2 separate regions of the Homo sapiens genome follow, and region 2 is linked to region 1. The links are chromatin loops, found by intact Hi-C in ENCODE. Cell type or tissue: psoas muscle. All regions are shown on one strand. Links, peaks and the distances in the headings refer to the core of each region. The heading gives the core; the rest is flanking DNA.

What was found. Hi-C counts contacts between places; a loop is a spot of excess contacts. Peaks named below come from ENCODE experiments on the same cell type or tissue, not always from the same donor. Only the 100,000 strongest peaks of a DNase experiment are listed, where the experiment ranks them.
Region 2: a loop joins it to region 1, with 4 times the contacts of the local background. A loop is called at or near these places in 19 of 110 quality-filtered maps.

What each region holds. Positions count from the first base shown.
Region 1 is chr3:12,701,925-12,710,590 of GRCh38, forward strand. No RefSeq gene overlaps it. Among named protein-coding and RNA genes, the nearest start is that of RAF1, 42 kb to the left of the region's middle. In psoas muscle, for the core only: CTCF peaks have their summits at 4,725 (motif pointing right) and 7,116; DNase peaks (open chromatin) are centred at 4,727 and 7,077; H3K27ac peaks cover 1,996 bases.
Region 2 is chr3:12,887,305-12,895,970 of GRCh38, forward strand. All of the region lies in intron 4 of LOC105376956 (a long non-coding RNA gene), which reads left to right. Among named protein-coding and RNA genes, the nearest start is that of LINC02022, 6.4 kb to the left of the region's middle. In psoas muscle, for the core only: a CTCF peak has its summit at 4,870; DNase peaks (open chromatin) are centred at 4,842 and 5,119; H3K4me3 peaks cover 500 bases; H3K27ac peaks cover 440 bases.

The sequences.
Region 1 (8,666 bases), core at 401-8,400:
TTCTGTCCAGAATTCTTGTTAACCCTGTGAAGACAGCTGAATGAGGAAATTGTTATTGGAGGCTGAGTAAAGGGGACCCAACTAATTCACTGGCAGAATAATTTAGTAAAACTGTTCCCTGTGATAATGTGGGCACTAAAACATACCTCATGAACTTGCTGATTTGGCTGATGCAGAATGTTGATGGCACCAACTGGTTCGTGTTTTTTGTTTTTTGTTTTTTTGAGACAGAGTTTTGCTCTTGTTGCCCAGGCTGGAGTGCAATGGTGCGATCTCAGCTTACCGCAACCTCTGCCTCCCTGGTTCAAGCAATTCTCCTGCGTCAGCCTCCCGAGTAGCTGGGATTACAGGCATGCGCCACCACACCCGGCTAATTTTGTATTTTTAGTAGAGATGGGGTTTTGCCACGTTGGTCAGGCTGGTCTCGAACTCGTGACCTCAGGTGATCCGCCCACCTTAGCCTATCAAAGTGCTGGGATTACAGGCGTGAGCCACTGCGCCCGGCCAACTGGTTCATTTTAACTGCATAGCAGGAGGTATGGATAGACAGATGAATTGAAGAAGGAATTGTTCAGGATCCAAGCAGAACCTAAAGAAAAAGTTTCTAGCCCCACTAGAAACTTGCTGGATTGGAAAAAACAACTGTTTCTTGTTCCTAACCTTAACAGCCCAGTAAAAATTCTCCCAGAAAACAAAAACCTGAAGGGATGACCAGATGTGATGGCTCATGCCTGTAATCCTAGCAGTTTGAGAGGCCTAGGTGGAAGGATCGCCTGAGGCCAGGAGTTTGAGGTTACAGAGAGCCCTCAGTTGCACCATTTCACTCCAGCCTGGCAGGGACAGAGTGAGATCCTGTTTCAAAAAAAAAAGTTAAAAAAATGTGGAGGTAGGGGAGAAACCTGGTGCTAAAGATCAAATCCAGGGAACTTCTAGTAAAACGTGGCCTCCGGGTCAAGACCAAATCAGTGACACAGCTATAAGACCCTTTTGTTGATATTTCAGAAAGATTTAAGCATTTGCCAGGTGGATCCTCTCAGCTAGATAAAAAGGCCTCTAAGAATCTTTAGGGCATTGTTCCTCAGCAGTAGATGCAGGGTCCAAAGCAGAAAAGGCTTGTCTCCGAAAGAAACTAAGGGTGGCTTTTGTCTAATGCAGTGGATTGTAATCAGATACACAGGAAACACAACATTTTTAATTGTACTTGCTTGACTGAAAGGAATGGAGACTTTTTTTTTTCTTTTGAGATAGAGTCTCACTCTCTTGCCCAGGCTGGAGTGCAGTAGCAGGATCTCTGCTCACTGCAACCTCCACTTTCCAGGTTCAAGCAATTCTTCTGCCTCAGCCTCCCGCATAGCTGGGACTACAGGTGCATGCCATCAAGCCTGGCTAATTTTTGTATTTTTAGTAAAGATGGGGGTTTCGCCATATTGGTCAGGCTGGTCTCAAACTCCTGACCTCATGATCCGCCTACCTCGGCCTCCCAAAGTGCTGGGATTACAGGCGTGAGCCACCATGCCCGGTGGAACAGAGTCATTTTAAAACAAAAGGTAGCCTTTGTGGCCCCAGCTCCCTAAGTGCAGGAAGCCAGCAAACATGGTCATACCTTATGGAAAAGAAGGATGATTCAGAGGGTGGAGCCAAGAGCCTAAGAGGACCATTCCCAGGAAGCTGACCCGGGGCTTTCATCAATGTTTTCTACCCTTGGAGCAGGGAGGATTGTATCCCGTGGAATTTCAGAATGGCCACGGACCTGTGACTACCCTAGGTCTCGTGTTTTTGAATGGGAGCGTGTATTGTGGCGCCTGAGTTCCTGTTTTGCCATTCTACGTTGGGTCTATAGGGGGAGAGAACTTGTTGTCTCTTTAGTTCACAGGTCTTCAGAGCAGGAGGAACCACACCCAAAGGCCTCAGCAACAACTGGCTGAGATTTAGTTGATGAGTAACTTGACTTCAAGCCTAGGCCTGAGGCTGAATTGGGGTGAGACTCTGGGAGTTACGGGAGGTAAAGGGAAGTTCATTTTGCATGTGAGAGAGGCTTTGGGGACCAGGTAGTAGACTATGGTGACTGGTCTCCAAAGATGGCCCAATGACTCATGCCTCCCTATGTGCATGCCTTTGTGCAGTCCACTCCCACATCATATCTGGGCTGGTTCTGTGACCTACTTTAACCAACAGAAGGCAGCAGATGTGATGGATGCCATGCCAGCTCTGGACCTAAGAATTAAGGTGGCCTGCTAGTGTCAGCCTTTGCTGTTTGGAAGACCCTGAGCGACCATATAAGAAGCCTGTTTACCTTGTGCTCATAAGACCACATGGAAAGGCCTTGGGTAGGGGAGAAGCCCTGAAACCACCTGGAAAAAGACAGGTGCAGCCTTTCTGGTCTGGCTGAGTTCACACCTCTAGCCACCCCACCAACCTGCCAGACATGAGAATGCCATCTTGGATGTTCTAGCAGAGTTGAGTCCCTGGATGATATCGTGTAGAGCAGAACTGACCTCAGATTACCTGAGTCAACCCACAGAGTCATGAGAAGAGAATACAATGGTGGTATATTTTTTAGTGTGTGTGGTTTTTTGTTGTTGTTGTTGTTGTTTGTTTGATTTGAGACAGAGTCTCACTCTTTCATCCAGGCTGGAGAGCAGTGGTGTGATCTTGGCTCACTGAAAGCTCTGCCTCCTGGGTTTAAGCAATTCTCCTGCCTCAGCCTCCCAAGTAGCTTGGGTTACAGGTGCCTGCCACCTGTAATTTTTTTTTTTTTTTTTTTTTTTTGAGACAGAGTCTTGCTCTGTCGCCCAGACTGGAGTGCAGTGGCTCAATCTCGGCTCACTGCAATCTCTGCCACCCGGGCTCACACCATTCTCCTGCCTCAGCCTCCCCTGTAGCTGGGACTACAGGTGCCCGCTGCCACGCCTGGCTAATTTTTTGTATTTTTAGTACAGACGGGGTTTCAACGTGTTAGCCAGGATGGTCTCGATCTCCTGACCTCGTGATCCGCCTGCCTTGGCCTCCCAAAGTGCTAGGATTACATGTGTGAGCCACTGCACCTGGCCTGATTTTTGTATTTTTAGTAGAGACAGGGTTTCACCATGTTGGCCAAGCTGGTTTTGAACTACTGACCTCAAGTGATCCACCCACCTTGGCCTCCCCAAGTGCTGAGATTACAGGTGTGAGCAACCGTGCCCAGTCAATGGTGATATTTTAAAGCCACTCAGTTTTGGGATAGTTTGTTATACAGCAGTAAACAGCTAAAATGCCATTGGCCAAATCCAATCAGAAATTAAAGAACAAGAAGCCCAGGAAAAGTGTGCTTATAATCATCCTCCAGAAGCAGAGAGTGGAATGGAGAAGGGTGAGGAGTGGATCTGGAGGGGTGAACTGAAGATAACTAACACTGGTCCTGAAGGCTTAGATATGGGGTAAGAGACAGGGATTCCTGGGTTTGTGACATTCGGAATTGGAAGGATTGTGAGACCTTTGCTGAAACAGGGATGGCTAGACAACAACCATGTTTTGGGGGGAAAGGCTTGATTTCTATTCTGGATATATAGAGGTTGAGAGGCTTTGGGACATTCACATGGAAGTGTCAAAGGAGAGGAATGTGAGAACCGTCAGCGTACAAAGCTGGGAACTGTAGCTGAGGGTGAAGTTGCCCAGAGCGAAAGGCCGGGGTGAGATAAGAAGAGGGCCAAGGACTGAGCTCTGAGGAACCCAAGCATTTAACAGTCAAGCCTGCAAAGGAGACAGAGAAGGGACAACCAGAGAGGTAGGATAAAAAATGAGGATTGTGCAATGTCAGGGAAGACATGAAAAGAGGATGATAGAAGAGAGCAGTCAATGACATCTTACACTGCTCAGAGGTCAAGTCAGAAGAGAACTGAGGGCCAGGTGCAGTGGCTCACACCTGTAATCCCAACACTTTGGGAGGCTGAGGCAGGGGGATCACTGGAGCCCAGGAGTTCGAGACCAGCAACATGGTAAGACCCTGTCTCAAAAATAAATAGACAGACAGACAGACAGACAGATAGGACCAAAGGATCCATCGAGGTTGGTGGCCTTCAGGAAAGCCATTCCAGTTTTCTGGGGCTCACTAAAGTGAGCACTCACTCCCTTATTAGGCAGCATGAAATGAGTGAGCCCATAAAATGGGGCCAGCAGAAGAGCTGGGGCTATTTCCAAAGAGGGAATCCAGATGGCCAACAAACCCTTGAAAAGGGGCCAAACCTCAATAGTCACCAGAGAAATGTGAATTAAAACCACAATGAGCTTTCATTTTACGCCCACTAAATTGGCTAAAAATAAAAAACCTAATGATACTAGAATTTGGCAGGGGTATTAAGCAAGTGGAACTCTCAGGTGCTGTTGGTAGGAATGCAAGTTGATATAACCATCTTGGGAACAGTTTGACATTAACTAGTGTGGTTGAGGATGTGCATAGTGTGTTAAGCCAGGTTTCCTGAGAAACTGAGGAGGGTGTTGGCATGCAGAGGTTTTATGGGGAATGCCCTTAGAAATAGCACCTATGAGGTAGTGAGGAATCAGGATTTCCCATAGGGAGAGGATGAACTGTGCTAGAGTTGTAACAGAGACCTCTGTCACTGGGAGCTCTGAAACTGGGATGGCCCTTCACAGTTGTCCTGAACTGACAGAAGGGCATCATGCCTTTATACTCCTCTGTTGATCAGTCATTGGCTGGAACTGCACCCAAAGAGTGGTTGCAACCTTTTCCACTAGAGGGCTCTCCTGCCACCTGGGAAGTGAGTGAGTGCCTTGGTCCTGAAGAGGGAGATCTAACACATCACAGCATCCACTACAGTCCTGCACCACATGGATCCCCCTGCTTCATAAAATAAGCTAAACCCATCTGAGAACAGCTTCTCCAGGATTCTGCTTCATCTCTTTTTCTCTTTCTTTCCTTCTTTTTCTTCCCCTTTCTTTCTTTCTTTTTATTTCTCTTTTTTCTCTCTCTTTTCTTTCTCCCTCTTTTCTTTCTCTCCTTTTTTCTTTCTTTTCCCTTTCCCCTTTCTTTTCCTTTCTAATAAGGTCTCACTCTTTTGCCCAGGCTGGAGTTGCAGTGGCAACCATGGCTCACTGCAACCTCGACCTCCTGGGCTCAAGTGATTCTCCCACCTCAGCCTCCCAAGTAGCTGGGACTACAGGTGTGCACCACCATACCCGGCTAATTTTTATAGAGACAGGATCTTGCTATATTGTCCAGGCTGGTTGAAAACTCCTGAGTTCAAGTAATCCTCCCATCTTTGCCTCCAAAAGTGTTAGGATAACAGGTGTGAGCCATTACACCTGGCCATTTTCTTTTCTTTTTTCATCTCTTTTTCTGGGGAAGTTTGAGAAGGTTAGTGGAATGAATGGCAGCTGTCACGCTGCAGCTGGTCTCAGGGCACAGCTGATAGTCTTCTTCTCCCTCCTCTCCTGTGCATTCTAGATCCCCTCACCCTCGGCCAGCGTCTCTGCTGGTCTAGGTGGCTTACCTAGTGAGATGGCCCTGAGAGGTTTGAGACCATGGTCACCATGCTTGTCTCAGGTCATGGTTGCCGCATCTGTCTATTAACCATCAAAGTTGGTCAGAGAAGAACCAAGAATCACCGCAATAGATCTGCTGGAGTGTTAGATGAGTCCCTCCCCATCCTGTTGTGCAACAGCAGCCCTGCCTCCTCCTGGTGATCATTTAACCTGCCAAGAACATGACTCCTTTTTTTGCCTGCTGGTCTGTTGGTGTAAGGAGCCTGAAGTGACCAGGTGGCAGCTGGTTTGATAAGACAAATTTTATTGGCCTCCTGGGGGAAGCATCCTCCTGCTGGGAATGAGGACTTCTAGACCTATAGAGCCTAGAGCTGTACAGATGAAAGGACTGATTTCTCCCAGCAGCTCACTGGGAGTACAGTGAGAGCAGCCACTCATACTTCCACCCCCGGATTCCCAGATCCATTTATTCTACTTCGACAAGACAGCCCCAGCCCCAACCTGGAAATACCATCTGATGTCTCTCTACAGGCCTGCAAAGAGCAGGCACTTGAGCTCTTAATCAACAACTCATAAATGGCTGTTGATTCAGGGTGAATACTGCATCCTGGGGGATGGTGCTGTATCCTTGCAGTGTCATTTCCAGATTGATGCCTTGGCTGCATTTCTTTTTTTCTAACTAAAGTGCTTTTTATTTATTTTATTTTATTTTATTAATTTTTTGGGGGCGACAGAGTCTCACTCTTGCTGGAGTGCAGTGGCATGATCTTGGCTCACTGCAACCTCTGCCTCCCAGGTTCAAATGATTCCTGTGCCTCAGCCTCCCAAGTAGGTGGGACCACAGGTGTGTGTTACTTCACCTGTAGTAGCTTTTTGTATTTTTAGTAGAGACGGGGTTTCACCATGTTGCCCAGGCTGGTCTTGAACTCCTGGGCTCGAGTGATCTGCCTGCCTTGGTCTCCCAAAGTGCTGGGATTACAGGTGTGAGCCACTGCACCCGGCCACTAAAGTGCTTTTTAAATTTTTAGACTTGCCAAACATCTTTAATATAGAAATTCTTTAATCTATCAACTCAAATCACAGCAGCAGCCACAAAGCAGTTAAAGGAAGGGTCTTGGGAGGGAGAAAGGAAGGTTTTCAGGCTCCTGACTATTTCCCTCACCTGCAATCCCGCTTGCTGCCCATGAGAACACGGTCTTAGCAGAGAACAAGTCAAGGCATCCAGAGCCGTAGGGGCCTTACAGCCCACTCTAGGGTGGCCTAAGTGCTGTAGTCCCCTCCAACATGACATCACTGCAACCTCTAGGGAAAGCCAAATCCAGCTAGGAGACAATAGGAAGGTGATTGTTACTGAGAGGAGACATTCATCTGCATTCTGCTGATCATGTCTTTTGGAGATAGAATTTTCCAGACACTGTTGGATAGAAAAGAGTTAAAAATGCACCTGGGAGAAGAATAGAAGTTGAACGTTAGTCTGCCTTCTGCCAGAATTCCTTGCCCATGACTCTAGAAAGCTGGCGTGGATCTGCTCAGAGTTGGGAAGGGGAAGGGATGACAGAATCTTTGGTCCAGTGGGGCTGGAGCCTTGCCAGGCACTGACCAAGAAAGCCTCAAGGCAGATCAGCGACTCCTGTGGGAAGCAGCACTGGGTGAACCATACTCCAGGGAGTGCTGTGGTACAAAAATAGCTTTCAGGCAGAACTTATTGCAGGTGTGGAAGAGAGAAAGGACTCAAATGGGAAAGAATTAAGAGCTCAAGTGCCTGCCTTTTACAGGTCTACAGGGAGACGTGAAATGATATTTCCAGTTTGGGGCTGGGAAAGACCCAGTCTATTGTTCCTCTGGGGCCCAGTTTGACTGTTTGGATGTAGGCAACAGCACCAAAGTCCTCCAGGGTCATTGAGGCCAGCTGCTTCTGGGCAAGGTGGTATGTGGTAAGTCCAGTGGATGTCACAGTCATAAGCAAGGCTGTACCACCTTTGCTGTCTCTTGGTCTAATGGGAGTTATCTGAGACTCTTGGTCTAATGTGATATTATCTGAGACCAAATGTTAGTGGATCAGTGCTTTGCAAGTCCTTAGATCGGCCGAGGCGTTGTAGCCAGGAAATGTAACACACACCCAAAAGATGTGTCAGTTGCAGTCAACATGAATTGCTTCCCCTTCCAGGTAGAAGAGGTCTGATGTAACTAGCTTGCCACCAAGGGGCTGATGGGGCTCCTTGAAGGATGGTTGTCATGTTGAGGTTTTTTTTTTTTTAATTATTTTTTCTCATACATCACATGAAGGATGAAGAGGGCTCTATGTTAATCTTTGTTGCTGGAAGATTGGACATTCAACAGTGACAGTAGCTAGAGCATTCTTAGTGAATGCAGAACCTCTAACCCCGCCACATAGCTTCTCCATTTGTAAACCCATTGTGCCAGAACTGGGGTGGCCAGTGACAGAGGCTGACTGCTGAATGGACTGAGTCTCTCTGCCTATTTTGTTACATGGTAACTTCTCCACGGTAGATGCTGTCTGGGGGACAGGAGCATAAGATGCAAAGATTTTCACACTTTGTGCCAGTTCCCATGGGTCCACACATCCCTGTGTCCCAGACCTCCTTGTCTCTAATCTTCCTATATTTATCCTTCCTAATTTTGCCACTGCCCATATGTCTGTAACTTACCTCAGGTTATTTCTCTTGGCCACGAAGTGGTTGAGCATGTGCACTGCCCAAAGTTCGGCCTGTTGGGAAGATTCCTTCTCATTAGTGTCTTTAAGGGTCCCTGCTGAGTGAGGCTGCAGTGCAGTTGTTCTCTGTTTTCAACTTGCACTGCCATGCTGAATGCACCCACCTGTGGATCAAGCTTGGCCTTTTTCCTGTTTGCTGGCTGGTCATAAGGGAGCCCAAAAGCAGCTGCCAGGGTGAGCCGAAGGAGGCATGCAGGTGTCACACTGGGGGATGACATGGGGGTCTTGGCCACCATGGGGATCTTGTGCAGCTTACTCGTGCTCTCTGGCCCTGCTTGTGCCTGATCCCAGATGTTCCACCTTACTATGGATTGCTGTCAAGCCCATCTGACCTTGTCATTTGGTAGCTCTGACAGATCCCAGCTTGGGATGGACAGTTCTGGCTGCAAGGGTCACTTAATGTCCAATGGTCAAGCCCTCTATCTCTACGAGGGCCACCCACAGGTAATTTGTC
Region 2 (8,666 bases), core at 179-8,178, 190 kb after region 1:
AAGCTTTCTAGTGTGCTGCAGTGATGTCTGGATGTACCACTAACTCTAAAAACAAACAAAAAAGACTGATTTTCCTGGAGAGTCTTGCCTTGTCAAAACTGGAATTGAAAATAATCTTGACTAGCTCCATTTTTTTAAAAAAACTGAGAAGTATTGACATCTGTATGTTAAATTGTGTTATCTTAAAACTCGGTATATTTCTCAGTGTTTTAATCTTTTCCTCACTTGTCATTATTTTTTGAAGTTATTCCTAGTTATCTTTTTCCTTTTTTTGAGACATGGTCTCTCTGTCACCCAGGCTGGAGTGCAGTGGTGCAATCATGGTTCACTGCAGTCTTAACCTCCTGGCCTCGAGCTATTCTCTTGCCTCAGCCCCCCAGGTAGTTGGGACTACAGCCGTGAGCCACCATGTCCAGCTAATGTTTTTTATTTTTAGGAGAGATGAGGTCTCCCTATGTTGCCCAGGCTGGCCCCAAATTCCTAGACTCAAGTGATGCTCCTGCCTCAGCCTCCCAAAGTGCTAGGATTATGGTGTGTCGCCATGCCCAGCTCCTATATATCTTTTGTAAAAATTTTATCTTGTACATGCATTCTTTTTTCCTTTTATTATTCTTTTAAACTTATTAATGTCTATTGATTCATATACATTAATTTGCTTTTCAGTCATCTTGCTGAGTTTCCTCATTGTGCCTTAACTTTTTCATTGATTTCTTGGGATTTCCAGAAATGCTGTTGTATCATCTGCAAATAGAAATAATTTGCCTCTTTGGTGGGGCACAGTAGCTTATTCCTGTAATCCTAGCACTTTGGGAGGCTGAGGTGGGAGGATCGCTTGAGCTTAGGAGTTTGAGACCAGCCTGGGCAACATAGCGAGACCTCATCTCTACTAAAAATAAAAATTAGCCGGGGGTGGTGGTGCACACCTGTAGTCCCAGCTACTGGGCTGAATGAGGCGGGAGAAACACTTGAGCCCAGGAGGTTGAAGCTGCCGTGAGCTGTGACTGCACCACTGAACTCCAGCCTGGGTGAGAGGGCAAGACTCTTGTCTCAAAAAAAAAAAAAAAGAAAAAAAAATTCACCTCTTCCTTTCTGATTCAGATGCCTCTAACTGCATCTGATTGCATTGGCTGAACCCTTCAACACAGTGTCACAGAGAAGTGAAGATGCTTACCATGTCTTTTCCCTGATTTGCACAGAATGCATTCACTGTTTCTCCATTCAATTAAATTCTGGCTTTTGAACTCAGGTATACTCTATCATTCCCAAAAAAGTATCCACTTATTTAAGTGTTTTATATACCAGGAATTCGTTCTGGATTTTGTTGAAGCCCTTTTGTCAGCCAGGGAAATGATCACTTGGTTTTTCTTATCTTAGTTAAGATGATGGATTTCCTAATATTGAACAGTTCTTGCATTACTGATGTAAAATGCTATTTGGTCATGAGGTATATTAGTTTATATGGAATATGCTACTAGATGTTTGATATGTGTGATATGTGATTCACAATTTTCTATTGGTGACATGCAGCTTTGTATTTATGTAACTTTTATCAGGTCTAGAAAACAGTGCCAAAATCACTGCATAAAAAGCATTGGGAGGCAGGTGCAGTGGCTCACCTTTGTAATCCCAGCACTTTGGGAGGCCGAGGTGGGCAGATCACCTGAGGTCGCCAGTTTGAGATCAGCCCTACCAACATGGAGAAAACCTGTGTCTACTAAAAATACAAAATTAGCTGGGTATGGTGGTGCATGCCTGTAATCCCAGCTACTGGGGAGGCTGAGGCAGGAGGATCACTTGAACTGGGGAGGTGGAGGTTGCGGTGAGCTGAGATGGCACCATTGCACTCCAGCCTGGGTGACGAGTGAATCTCCGTCTCAAAAAAGAAAAGACAAGAAAAAGCATTGGGAAGTTTTCCTTCCTTTGCTGTGATCAGAAACAGTTGTAACAGTGAGATTATCTGGTTGTGAAGGTCAGAAGAATTCCCTGTGAAACAAAATGGGCTAGTTAAGCCGTTAATTACATTTTCTATTTCTCTCATGGGAATTTGTTTAAGATTTCTTTTTCTCCTGAGTCACTTTTGGCTAATTATTCATTTCAAATTTATTTGCATAAAGTCGTTCAAAGTATCATCACTCTAAACATTTTTTCCACTTCAATATTCAGTCCTGTGTTGGTTTCTCATTTTTGGTGTTTCGTTTTCTTGTCACCTTGATTTGGTTAGCTAGAGGTTTGTCTACTTTCTTTTTTCTTTTCCAAGACCAGCTTTTTGTTCATAAGCTTTACTATTTCTTTGTTCTGATTTTTTTTTTTTTTTTTTTTTTTTTTGAGGAGGAGTCTCACTCTGTCTCCCAGGCTGAAGTGCAGTGGTGCTATCTCAGCTCACTGCAACCTCCACCTCCCAGGTTCAATCGATTCTCCTGCCTCAGCTTCCCAAGTAGCTGGGATCACAGGTGTGAGCCACCATGCCCGGCTAATTTTTGTAGTTTTAGCAGAGATGGGGTTTCACCATGTTGGCCAAGCTGGTCTCGAACTCCTGGTCTCAAAGCAGTGTGCCTGCCTCAGCCTCTCAAAGTGCTGAGATTACAGGCATTAGCTGCCACACCCAGCCTTGCTTGTTATTTTGCAACTGTTTCTCCTTTGTTTACTTTAATCTTTTCCTAATTTTGCATTTGATGTTTCTTTTTCATTTTGGATGTAATTTTCTTTGCCTCATTGCTTTAATTGCATCATGGATTCTGATACAAGGTGTTACCATTTTGAACAAATTCTATGGTTGTGGTTTGTATTTGTCCTCTGACCCAAGAGTAATTTAATAGAGTTAGTAACATTTCCAGTAGGGAATTTTTGAGTCTTTAATTTCTAGTTTTACTGTACTGTGATTAGAGAATATGTTTAGATTCTCTCTGCTTTGTGGAATTACTGAAGTTTCCTTTGTGTCTTAATATGTGGCAAGTTTCCATAAACGTTTCAAGGGAGGTTGGAAAGGTGTTTTCTCTGTTATTGAAGCGCAATGCTTGGTATCATATCCATGAGAAACTGAAGGCTTCTAGATAATTTCATTTTGGCCTCTTAACCTGTCTTGGATTCAGAGTGGCAATGTTAACCTTTATGAATGTGTTTTTTTATTCCTACCTATCCTGCAGTTTCCGTTTTTTGAAGACTGCTGTTTTATGTGGTGCATAGATACTCCTGTCATGTCTACATTGGGAATTGCAGCTTCTAGCATTATCAAGTCACTTTCTCATGCATTGTTTTTAAGGCTGATTTCTACCCTGTCACACATCAAGACTGTAACTTGCTTCCTCGTCTAATTTGGCTTCATAGCTTGTACCCCTCCATGCACGTCTTTATGGGTAGCCTTTAGCCTTTCTGAATTTTTGTCTTAGGTGTCCCTCTAGAGTATTGGCAGAGAGTTGGTGGGTTTTGCTTTGTGGTCTGGGGTAGATGGAATGTATTTGTAGTCTATACCCTAGCTATGACTCACTTTATGGCAGGGAACACTTCTCCACCCTCTGACGCTGGGCTGGGCATGGAGCAAAGTGGTCAATGGGATTGTGGTGCACCTGGCGTGAGCAAAGGTGTGCTATGTGCTTGGGGCCAGGCTCATGCTCCTGCACTCCAGCCTATTGCCATGACCAGGACAGGCCTCGACCGGTGGGGTCAGGAGAATGAGGGATATGTGGAGCAGTCCTAGACCCCCTATGGCTCAGACTGACCCAGTTCTAGACCAGGGGAACCCCGTGCATCTGCAGATGGGGGCTGAGAAATCAGTGCTTGTTTCCTGCACACTTTGGGGTTGCCAGAGAACTAGGGTGGCGGTAGCTTATGGATACAAGGTCTTCAAAGACCTTTCTCTTAGCAGGGGAGCTAGGTATACTTGCATTTTGATGTAGCTGGTGTCTTTGGTTTGTTCTGGAAGGTTGTTTGCCGTTGTGAATTCACTATGTGGAGTATGGCGTCCTCGTGTGGCTTTCATTCTGAAGACTGGTCTGTTCCACTCTCCCTTTTTGGCTTGGTTATTTTTTTTTTTCTGTATTTAGGAAGGCTTTATTTTTGTTCTGGAGCTGTATTAGTCAGTGTTCTCCAGAGAAAACTGAACAAATAGGACAAACACACACACTCACACACTCATGAGGGGATTTATTGTGGGAATTGATTGGTTCATGCCCTTCAGGAGGCCAGGAAGCCCCAGGATATGCCAGTGGCAAGCTGGAAAACCGGAAAGCCCATGGTGCAATTCAGTTCGAGTCCAAAGGCCTAAGAACCAGAACAGCTGGTGGTGTCCCTCTCAGTCCCAGGCCACAGGCCTGAGAACCTGGGGGCTTCTGGTTTAAGACATGGGGTCCAGAGGCCCAAGAACCTGGAGTTCTCATACGCAAGGGCAGGAGAAGGTGGATGTCCCAGGTCAAGCATAGAACAAATTTCCCCTCCTTCCTCCTGTTGGTTGTATCTGGGCCTCAGCAGATTGAAGCAGGCTTGCTCACACTGGCGCGGGTGGCCCTCAGTCAGTCCACTGGGTCAAGTGCTCATCTCTTCCAGAACCCCCCCACAGAAACACGAGAAATCACGTTCTCCCTGCTCCCTGGACATCCCTTAGCCTAGTCAAGCTGACTGCTAAAATGAGCCATCACAAGGGCTGCCTTGGTAATAGTGACTTCTGCTAATGCCCACGGTGCCCGCTTTTCCTAACTGGCCTTGTGCTATCATTGAGCACTGTCAGCTGCAATAAAATCACCCGACTCTCACCTGCTAACAGTGCAGCAGCGGATCGGCTGACTGCCTTTCCCTTTCTCTTCCTTCTCTTCCAGTTTTTTGAATGCGTGGGTGCTTTTCTGGGTTTGGTAGTGCAATCATGCCCTCTTGCGCTGCTAAGGTGAATTGCAGTTCCCGTAATAAAAGATACTTTTAGGTGGGCTTGGTGAATCTTTGACAGCATCTCTGTGATGAGGCCCCCCTCTTAGCTGCTTCTTTCTTGCCCTTCATCACCAAAGCTCCCGGACACCCTTGCGAGGTGCTTCTGGCCCGATGGCCTGTCCAAGTGCTTCCTGTAGCTCTTGCTTAGCAGGCTGCCTTTCTCCTCTCAGGGCGGCTCCCTCCTCCTGCTCTGTGCATCGCGCCTCCACAGGGACCACCCATTTCCTCCGGCTGTGCATCCCCCACTGGCTGCCCCTGGCACCCACCCAGGACCTCCACGGGGACCCCCTCATTCCTTTCCGCTGTGTACCCCCCACCCCTGCACCCCCCCCAGGACCTCCACAGGGACCTTCTATCCCCTCCAGCTGTGCACCCCCCCCACCCCACCCAGGACCTCCAAGGGGACCCTCACCTCCTCCAGCTACACATGCCCCCCTGCCCCTGCATCCCACCCAGGACCTCCATGGGGACTCCCCACCCCGTCCATCTGTGCAGCCCCCTGCCCTTGCACCCTACCCAGAACCTCCATGAGGACCCCCTCAATCCCCTCCCACTGTGCATCCTCCCCTGCCCCTGCACCCCCCCACAACCTCCACAGGGACTCCCCACCCTCTCCTGCTGTGCAACCCCCACCCCTGTACCCCCCTGACAACCTCCACAGGGACCCTCCACCCTCTCCCATTGTGCACCCCCCCACCCCTTCACCCCACCCACAACCTCCACAGGGACCCCCACCCTCTCCCACTGTGTACCCCCCTGTACCCCACCCACAACCTCCACAGAGACTCTCCACCCTCTCCCACTGTGCACCCCCCCAACCCCTGCACCCCACGCACAACCTCCACAGGGACTCCCCACCCTCTCCCGCTGTGTACCCCCCTGCCCCTGCATCTCACCGGCAAGTGATTCTACATCAACTCTGCTGCTCTAAGATGTTGATTTTCCCACTGACCTTTAAGTGAATTTTGTGGTTCTTGCTCTTTCCCAAACACAGTGTAGGTCTGACAGCTATAGGTGACTGTTTCTTTGCTTTGGAGACTTGGTCTTGCGCTGTGGCCCAGGCTGGAGTGCAGTGGGGTGATCATGGCTCATGTAGCCTTGACCTCACTGGTTAAAGCAATCCTCCTACCTCAGCCTCCAGAGTAGCTGGGAACACAGGCAGGCACCACCATGCCTGGTTAATGTTTTGATATTGTAGAGATGGAGGTCTCACTATGTTGCTCAGGCTGGGATTACAGGGGTGAGTCACAGCATGTGGCCCCTCCTTGTTCTTTGAAAAGTTCTCAGAGGGTGTGAGAAGAGATTCCAATTCAGGTATTATCCTCTGGTATTTTCATTTTAGAATGTGTTCTTCCCTATTAACTACATAGAAAATGACAAAGTGCTTCAGGTCCTACGTATCAGATTTAATTGGAACACTTTACTGTGGAGGTGGGGGTGGGGTGTGGTTAGGAATAATAGACAAGAAAAGCTTTCCCTGAGGGCCTTGAAAGTCCTGAAGCTCCACGTTAGAAATGAGGGTGGGTGATCTTCACCCCATGCCTACAAGCAGCAGCCGCCAGGTCTTTATCACAGGCCTGCTCTGGGCTGAGCGGTGAGATGGGGTCTCTTGAAAAGTGGGCACTGAACTGAATGCACTGAGCTAAGAGGCATCTCAGGGGATACCTGGCCTCCAGCAGCACCAAAACGGGGTCCATGGTCATCCCAGGGACTCAGCATTGTGGTCGAACCATGGTGTCCCCCTCTCCAGGCTCCAGTCCTCGCCAGAATCACCAACTCTGCCAGAAACTCGATTATTTCTTTCCGTTTGTTCCTTGTTTGCCAACACAACACTGTCTGCATGGCAACACGTTATGGGACATCCGTAAGGTGGAATGTTATGCAGACGTTATAAATTGTCGAGTCTTCCACTGCCTCATCACAGTGGATTAAGGGAAAAAGAATAGCATTTACACACACACACACTGTTACTAAACTGTATTCTGTAGAGTGCACAGGCTGTTGTTCAGAGATTTATTCATATATGCACACCATCTTTTCCAAAGGCTCTAAAAGGTCCAGCAGAAAGAAACGCATTGAACTGCGTGCAATGCATCGTTCCCTAGAGGTGTGTGACCGATGACACTTTCCACGTGGGGCACCAAGCAACACTGACAGTACCGTTTGGGAAGCACTTCAGAGATGTAAACTAGGTGACTGAGAAATATGTATGGAGGGACGGTGGAAGAACAGTTGGCCACATACTCAATTATACGTGATTTGAGGTAGTGAGCTTATGGGGACTTTTTTTTCCTGTTTTTCATCAATCTATTCTCACTACATTTACTACATGTTAAAAGACACTCGACATAAGTTAAAACACAATGTCTAAAAGCCTCTGACCACTGCCCCAATTTTTACTTAACAAGGCATGCCAGCGGGCCCCAGAGCCTTGCCAGCACGGTCCCCACCTCATGTTCTGGGCCCTGATCTCATGTTGCCGCCACATGGTGTCATGCGTTGTAGCACATTTCCTGCTGTGCTCCCAAAGCATTCACTTAGGAAATCCACTTTGTGCTCCATGTTGAGATTACAGTATGTACAAAGACAGACACTGTCTTGACTTTTTGACCTTTACTGTCAAAGGACATGCATGAACAGTAACAAAACAATCAAGGCTGGTACGGCTGGAATGTGAGGGGAATGTGACTGTTGAGGGGCAGGCAGGGGCCATGTGAAGGATGGGATTTCTTTCCTCCTAAGGGCAACAGGAAATCACCGATAGGGCTTTAAGCAGGAGCACCTTAAAAAAATGACTCCATGTCTAGGCAGCTGGGTGTAGTGGCTCACGGCTGTAAAGTCAGCACTCTGGGAGGCCAAGGTGGGAGGATCGCTTGAGCCCAGGAGTTCGAGATCAGCCTGGGCAACATAGACCCCGTCTCTACAACAAAAAACACTATAGTCAGGTATGGTGGTACGCCTCTGTAGTCACAGCTACTCAGGAGGCTGAGGGGGGAGGATCACAGGTGGTCAGGGCTGCAGTGAGCCGTGATTGCCCCACCACACTCCAGCTTTGCCAACAGAGCAAGACCCGTGTGGGGAATAGACAGGGGTCCCCCCAGGAAGGCCAGTGCCAAGGCAGGGAGCTCTAGTCGAGGAGAGAGACATGAGGGCCTGCAGTGGGGTGAGACGTGAAGAGACTCAGATGGATTCCAGAAGAAGCAGGAGGCACAAATCAAGAGTTCGGGGAAAGACGGACAGGACACCAGGGAGAAAGTCACGAGCAACCCCAGGTCCTGGTTTAAATAGGTCAATGGTGATGTCATTCACCAGGACAGGGAACAGAGGAGAGGACCGGGTTTCCGCTGCATGGGGCTATACGGTGAAGAACATGGTCATGGAGGGCTTGCAGGGCTGGGCTGTCAGAAACACCAAGGGGACATGGGTGCCCAGAGTAGAGGTCTGGGCTGGAGATGACATGTGGAAGCCAGGGGCATGGAGAAGGTGGACTGAAACCGTGGGCTTGTGTGAGGGTGCCTCAGGAGAGGGGAAAGGGAGGAAGAGGGCTTGGACTTGACCTAAGCCACACACGAGCTCCGTGGAGGAGGACTGGCCTGCACAGGAGACTGAAGGAGTCTCCAGAGAGCAGAAAGGGCACATGGCCCAGAGGTGCCCGGGAACCAGCATTTCAAGGAGGCAGGCACGAACAGTCACAGCTGCCGAGGGGTCAGGGAAGCTAAACATGTTCCTGGGATTCGGTGGCACAGAAGTCA